2 separate regions of the Homo sapiens genome follow, and region 1 is linked to region 2. Evidence: chromatin contacts called from ENCODE POLR2A ChIA-PET data. All regions are on one chromosome and are shown on one strand. The core of a region is the stretch at or near the end of the contact, and the rest is flanking DNA. Distances in the headings are between cores, read along the strand shown. Region 1 overlaps PC (pyruvate carboxylase). Region 2 overlaps TOP6BL (TOP6B like initiator of meiotic double strand breaks).

Region 1 (3,424 bases), core at 408-2,907, 87 kb before region 2:
GAAGCCTCATCTTCTCCAGCTGTCTGTGGCTCTGGGCTTCCTTGTGTTGCTGTGTTGCTGGCAGCCATGTGGGGATCTGGGCCAGAGACAGAAATGAAAGAGTGGAGGAAGACCAGGTACTTATCCCTGATGCACCTCTGGAAGTGCTGGAGTTGTGGATGCACCTCTGGAAGTGCTAGCTAGGCTCATTGCTTTTTTTTTTTTTTTTTTTTTTTTTAAGACAAAGTCTTGCTCTTTCGATCTCGGCTCACTACAAGCAACCTCCACCTTCTGGGTTCAAGCGATTCTCCTGCTTCAGCCTTCCAAGTAGCTGGGATTACAGGCGCGCACCACCACGCCCAGCTAATTTTGTATTTTTAGTAGAGATGGGGTTTCACCATGTTGGCCAAGCTGGTCCCGAACTGCTGACCTCAAGTGATTCGCCCGCCCCAGCCTCCCAAAGTGTTGGGATTACAGGTCTCAGCCACTGTGCCCGGTCTAGGCTCATTGCTTTTTCCAGCCAATGCTGATGACTGAAAGACTGTTTTAATCTTAGAATGGTGCAGTTATTTATTGAGTGAAAGTTCAACTGTCTGTAGCTGTCTCCTCATCTTTCTTGTCGTTATTCTGTTTAGATTTCCAGCCCCACACTCTCCTCTCTGACTTAAGACTCTCTGAAACCCCTTTACTTCGTCAGTAAATCTATTCTGGGATTGTAGGTGCTGGTTGGGCTTTATGGGGACAAAGGGACCCCTACCCTCATTCACAAGCACAGGGGAATTGTCATGAGGAAGATGGGGTGAGGGAGAGAACTCCTTGCGAGTGATGTCACAGTGGGCAGCTTTCTCTTTGTAGATCCTTGACAGTCAGATCTCAGGGACAGTTCCAAAGTGTGGGGAAAACGAGATTAGAACTCTTGGGTGGTTTTGGATCTGCTGTTTGGTTTTTCCTCATCTAGAACTAAATTTATATAAAAGAATACAACAGTAGAATAATCATGGCAACTAAGTTTGTTCTGCTGTCCTGGGGCCTCTTCATGTATTATCTCTACTTACTGCAACAGCTCTGGAGGTAAAAGGCGTTACCTTGAAGAAACTGAGGCTCCAAGGGGTGAACTGCTTGTCCAGGGCCATCCAGCTCGGGAGTGGCAGAGCTCAGATCTAGGCTCCTGTCTCCCACCCCACCGCCCATGCCCCTGCCTTCCCCTGCACCAGAACAAAGCCACCACCCCCAGAGGGCCGTGTGTTTGTGCTTTTATTTCCCTGAATGGCTCCAGGTTTTTGCTTTGTCATTTCTGTGCTTGTGTCCTTTGCAGAGTCTTTGGCTTCCTTTTATTTTTCCTACCCCAGTAGCATCTGACGCAATGCCTGGGGTCTGGGAGGAAGCAGGGTTCTTTGCTTAGACATCTTGGTTTTCATCTGTTTTACAAAATTATCCTTGGCCTCTGTTCTCTTTTTCCTTTTATTTCCTCCCTGAAATACTGGTTCTTTAAGGCTATCGGGAAAAGAAAGATAATCCTACCCAAGAGTTTGAAGAAATGTAAAGGAGAAGTGTTTTTAGCAAGCAGCTGGGTTTTTAGCGGGGTCGTTTCCACGCTCCGTGTTGCCCTAGTGAAAGTGGTTTGTCTTCCTCACGACTCCAAGGGAACTGGCACATAAATGGATGCAGTCAGGTGGCCGTTGAGCCAAGGGCCAAGTAAGGCATTTCGTCCTCAGCCACGTTGCCCTTGCCTCATGCCTGTATTTCTGTTCTTTTTTTTTTTTTTTGAGACGGAGTCTCGCTCCGCCACCCAGCCTGGAGATCTCGGCTCACTGCAACCTCTGCCTCCTGGGTTTAAGCAATTCTCCTGTCTCAGCCTCCTGAGTGGCTGGGACTACAGGCACCTACCACCATGCCTGGCTAATTTTTGTATTTTTAATAGAGACGGGGTTTCACCTTGTTGGTCAGTCTGGTCTCAAACCTCAGGTGATCCACCTGCCTCGGCCTCCCAAAGTGTTGGGATTACAGGCGTGAGCCACCACGCCCAGCCTCATGCCTGTATTTCCATGTCCTGAACATGTTACATTTGCATCCAGGCCCAGCTCTGTTCCCTGAGGAGGTTGGAGTTCTGATACCCCACAGAAGGAAGGAGTCAAGGCGGGGAGGCTGCTTGGAGGAGGGTGCGGCGAAGACAAAGAAATGGCTCTACGATTCTTGGGATTGCTGGGAAGCTGTTGCTTATAGGGTTGGCTCTCTGTCCTCTCTGATGCTCCAAACAGGTCCCCAGGGGACAGGCCTTCCCGGGGCTGCCACTTTCTCCAGTGTTAGGTCCATATCCATTTTCCTGTCCCCCTCCGCTTGTCCCAGCTTTATCATCCGAGATATGGGGCTTCTTTCCAAAGGTGAATTTAAGTTTCAGGTTTTCCTAACAGTTTCAGCTGTTAGGCAGGGGCTTGTGGCAGGAAAAAGAAGACAGAAATTTCTGTTGCCCATAGGAGGGTGACGGGGTGCTGGGTAAATACCAGTTACAGGGAAGTTCCCTCCAATGAGTAGCCTGGCACCTTTCTGCAGGGTGTCTTCTGAGCCAGCTGGATTCATCGTGTTGGCCTGTGAAGTCTGAGAACACCATCTCTCTCGTCTTTCCCCTCCTCCCCTCCTCTGTGCCACAGCAAGAGGCGTGGTATACTCTGGGTCCTCCCTCATCACTTACACAGCCTTCTCTCTGTGTTTGATTACCAGAATGAGCCAGCCTTGTTCTGAGTCCGTTCATTCATTTATTCATTCAACAACCGTTTTGTGCTAGGCACCATGGTAACCTACATTTCAAGGCTGTAACTGCTATTATCAAGCCATTTGCAGAAGTTTGGGTCACTGATGTGCCTTTGACCTGATGCCCATTTTCTAAACCCAGGCATTCCTCTTGAGTGATACAGCATCTCTGTACCTCTTCTCCAGGACTTATGGCTTAGGTTTTTGTTTTTATTTTTAATGGGGCTTTCTGGCAAAGACCTGAAAGCCTGCTAGACAAATTCTAAAAGTGCTGTAACACTAACGCCTAGGTTTCAGTTCTGACTTCATGCAAAGAGGATGCCTGAACCAAGCTCCTCACTACCAGGCCTCATTCTTTTCTCAGTGACTTAGATCCCTCTCCCCAACCTTGGTATCTGTTTGCTGTTCCTAGCACAGATCCTCAGCACTGGTGTATTCACTGCCTCTGGCTGGAGCCCATTTGACTGTTGTCACTACCTCGTCCCCCTGCCCTTCCTCGCCAGCCAATGACTTCTCATCTCTTCCCAGCTTGTCAAGCTCCTGGAGATCTCAGAGTCACAGGCCCCACCCAGGGCTCTGCAAAAATATTCTTTAAGGGTGTGGGCGAAGGGATAATTGTTTTATTTTTGAGACAGAGTCTCACTCTGTTGCCCAGGCTGGAGTACGGTGGCTCAATCTTGGCTCATGGCAACTTCTG
Region 2 (3,420 bases), core at 443-2,942:
AAGATACTCAGCATCAGTATTCACTAGAGAAATGCAAATCAAAACCACGAAATTACTTCACATGCACTAGAATGGCAGTAAGAAAAACAATGACAACAGTTAATGAGGGTATAGAGAAATTGGAACCATCACACAGTGCTGGCAGGAATGTAAAATGATGCAGACTGTGGAAATCAGCTCGAAAGTTCTTTAAAAAGTTAGAACATAGTGTTATCATATGACTCAGCAATTCTACTCCTAGATATATACCCAAGACAGTTACAAGCATGTCCACACAAATATGCTGTTCGTAACAGCATATTCATAATAGCCGAAAAGTGGAAAAAACTTGTGTTCATCAACTAATTAATGGATAAAATGTGGTATATCAATACAATGGATTATTATTCAGCCATAAAGAATGGATGAAATTGTTATATGGTACAACATAGATGAGCCTTAGAAACATGCTAAATGAAAGAAGGCACATAAAGGCCCATGTTGTATGGTCCCATCTATATGAAGTGTCCAGAATAGGCAAATCCACAGAGATGGGAAGCATACTAGTGGTTGCCAGGGGTTGAAGGGAGAGGGGAACTGGGACTCACTGCGAATAGGTACTGCTAATGGCATGATGGAGATGTTCTGTAATTTTAGTGGCGATGGCTGCACAGCACAGTGAATATACTTAAAATCAATGAGTTTTATTCTTTAAAGTGGTAAATTTTATGGTATATGAATTATCTCCATGAGAGATCTATCATATATTGTTTACTAAAACAAGTTTTAGTTCCCAAGTAATTATATTCCAAGGAACATAGGAGGGGCAAAAATAATTCTAAAGACATAAAGAAAGAAACAGGATATTTTCTAAATATTTTTATCTTGAGACAGAACTTGGTTTTTTTTTTGGCTTTAGCTTGGAAAATCTCGTGTCATAGATAAATCTTTCTCCTATCTTGAAATTGGTCTTATCAAGGAACTACCCGCATTGAGATATGAAGCTCTGGGCCTCTCTGGTAGCCTTGCACACCCTTCATTCATCACCTGGTCCCCCAGATAAGACAGCCCTGACCTCAGAATACACCTTGGATTTAACATTCTATGGGACATTTATTTCTAGTCTACCCCCTCCCCCGACCCGCCGGAAACAATGCCTTTCCTTAGAAAATTGCCTCCTTGATACTACTCCTGCTCATTCTGGGTTTAAGTTCTCAGTCCCTACATATATCTATGACACTAAACCCTGGAGTACTATCTTGTTCACTCCTTCCTGGCCCACTGTCTCTGTTCAAACATTCAGGCTTAAAATATCCACTCCTCGCCAGGTGCAGTGATGCACGCCTGTAGTTCCAGTTACTCAGGAGGCTGACACAGGAGGATCACTTAAGCCCAGGAGTTCGAGGCTGTAGTGCACCATGATCACACCTATGAATAGTCACTGCACTCCAGCCCGGGCAACATAGCGGGAACCTGTTTCTAAAAAAATAAAAACAAAAATAATACCTTCTCCATTCCTGCATGACCTTTCCCTGAATATGTTCACTCTGAATACACACTCCCTCATTTTTTCAGTTTCTCAATAAAGCATATAATAGATGGTTTTCTTCCCTGTTACTCAAGAGGTCAGCTATTCTACCTTTCCTGTTTAGAAATGGAAACAGAATGGCCCAGAGGTCAAAGAATTTGACCTATCATCCTTAGTCTTGTAGTTCTAGCTGAAGCCACTGGGTGCCACTCTTGTACCACTAACAAGTTATTTATCACTAAATGGCCATTACCAGAGGATGTTGAGTGGAGAATCATGGGTTCTACTCAATGACCTGGATCACTCATCTGCCCTGGGCTTGCAACCTAGTCCTCTGTGTTAACAATATTACCAGGTTTCAGAGCCGGGAGCTCTCGGTACAAATTCTAGCCTTGCTATTTACTGACTGTGATTCTGGGCAAATTATGAAAGTTCTGTAATCAGTTTCCTCATCTGTAAAATGGGAAAACTATGACCTAATTTATAACATCTTTGCAGAGATTAAAGTGAAAATCTCGGCACAGATTAGGGATTCAGTAAGTGTTCCTTCTTTCCAAGACCTATGACTACTGGTAAGACCTTGAGTTCACTAGCCATATGCCAAATTAATTGGGCTATGAATGGCCCTGAGGCTATGAGCCATGACTATAGCAAAAGAACAGGGTAAAAGAGGTCAGATCTTTTTTTTTTTTTGAGACAGAGTCTTGCTGTGTCACCCAGGCTGGAGTGCAGTGGCATGATCTTGGCTCACTGCAACCTCCGCCCCCTAGATTCAAGCGATTCTCATGTCTCACCCTCCTGAGTAGCTGGGACTACAAGGGTGTGCCAACAGGCCTGGCTAATTTTTTTATTTTTAGTAGAGACGGAATTTTGCCATGTTTGCCAGGCAGGTTTCAAACTCCTGACCTCAAGTGATCCACCTGCCTTGCCCTCCCAAAGTGCTGAGATTACAGGAGTGAGCCACCGCACCTGGCCCAGATTATCTTTTTTAGGTCTTACTGGGATACCACAGAGGCCCAAGTAAAAGTACTTCAGAGGCTGAAGCACTCCTAGATCCTGAGGAGTCCCTCTGCGCTTATATCCTGGGTCCTATGATAACAGCACATGCCTTACCCTGAACCTGTCCCTAGAAAGCTGAAGATGTGGATGGCTGTAGTGAACTGCATTCTCCCCCACCCCAAATATGTCCAAATCCTAACCCCCAGAATTTGTGAATGTGAGCTTATTTGAGAAAAGTCTTTGCACATGTAATTCCAGATCGCAAGACAGGATTAGCCTGGATTTAGGGTGGGCCCTAAATCCCTAATTACCTGCCTGTAATCCCAGCACTTTGGGAGGCCAAAGCAGCCAGATCACCTAAGGCTAGGAGTTCGAGACCAGCCTGGCCAACATGGCAAAACCCCGTCTCTACTAAAAATACAAAAATTAGTTGGGCATGGTGGTAGGCGCCTGTAATCCCAGCTACTCGGGAGGCTGAGGCAGGAGAATCACTTGAACCCAGGAGGCGGAGGTTGCAGTGAGCCAAGATCGTTGCCACTGCACTCCAGTCTGGGCGACAGAGCAAGACTCGGTGTCAAAAAAAAAAAAAAAAAAAAAAAAAGGCAGAAAGATTTGAGAGACAGGGAGAAAGCAATGTGAAGATGGAGTTACAGTTTGGAGTTATGCAAACTACAAGAAACCAAGGTACAGTTTTTATCAGAAGCTAGAAGAGGCAAGACAAGGAAGCACTCTCCTCTAGAAACTTTGGAAGGAGTGTGGCCCTGCCAACACCTTGATTTTGGACTTCTGGCCTCCAGAACTGTGACACAATAAATTTGGATTGTTCTTAAACCTTCAAGTTGATGTTAATTTCTGACAGCATCCCAGGAAACTGATACAATGGATTTTAGCTTTATTTGCGCAAGGCGTGGACA

The links. ChIA-PET counts read pairs that join two places held with the same protein, here RNA polymerase II (POLR2A).
Region 1: POLR2A ChIA-PET joins it to region 2 with 10 read pairs in WTC11. The contact joins two enhancer-like sites. POLR2A ChIA-PET finds 5 or more read pairs at or near these places in 9 of 52 experiments (A549, AG04450, CD8-positive, alpha-beta memory T cell and 6 more).

What each region holds. Positions count from the first base shown.
Region 1 is chr11:66,919,347-66,922,770 of GRCh38, reverse strand. The region is part of intron 3 of PC (pyruvate carboxylase); the gene reads left to right. It also overlaps the pseudogene RNU7-23P. Among named protein-coding and RNA genes, the nearest start is that of MIR3163, 13 kb to the left of the region's middle. RefSeq lists enhancers at 682-1,622, 2,723-2,822. Within about 2 kb of position 1,657, at least 3 of the 41 ENCODE cell types and tissues checked have a DNase peak (open chromatin) inside an H3K27ac peak, as active enhancers do.
Region 2 is chr11:66,832,728-66,836,147 of GRCh38, reverse strand. The region is part of intron 12 of TOP6BL (TOP6B like initiator of meiotic double strand breaks); the gene reads right to left. Among named protein-coding and RNA genes, the nearest start is that of RCE1, 9.0 kb to the left of the region's middle. Within about 2 kb of position 1,692, at least 3 of the 41 ENCODE cell types and tissues checked have a DNase peak (open chromatin) inside an H3K27ac peak, as active enhancers do.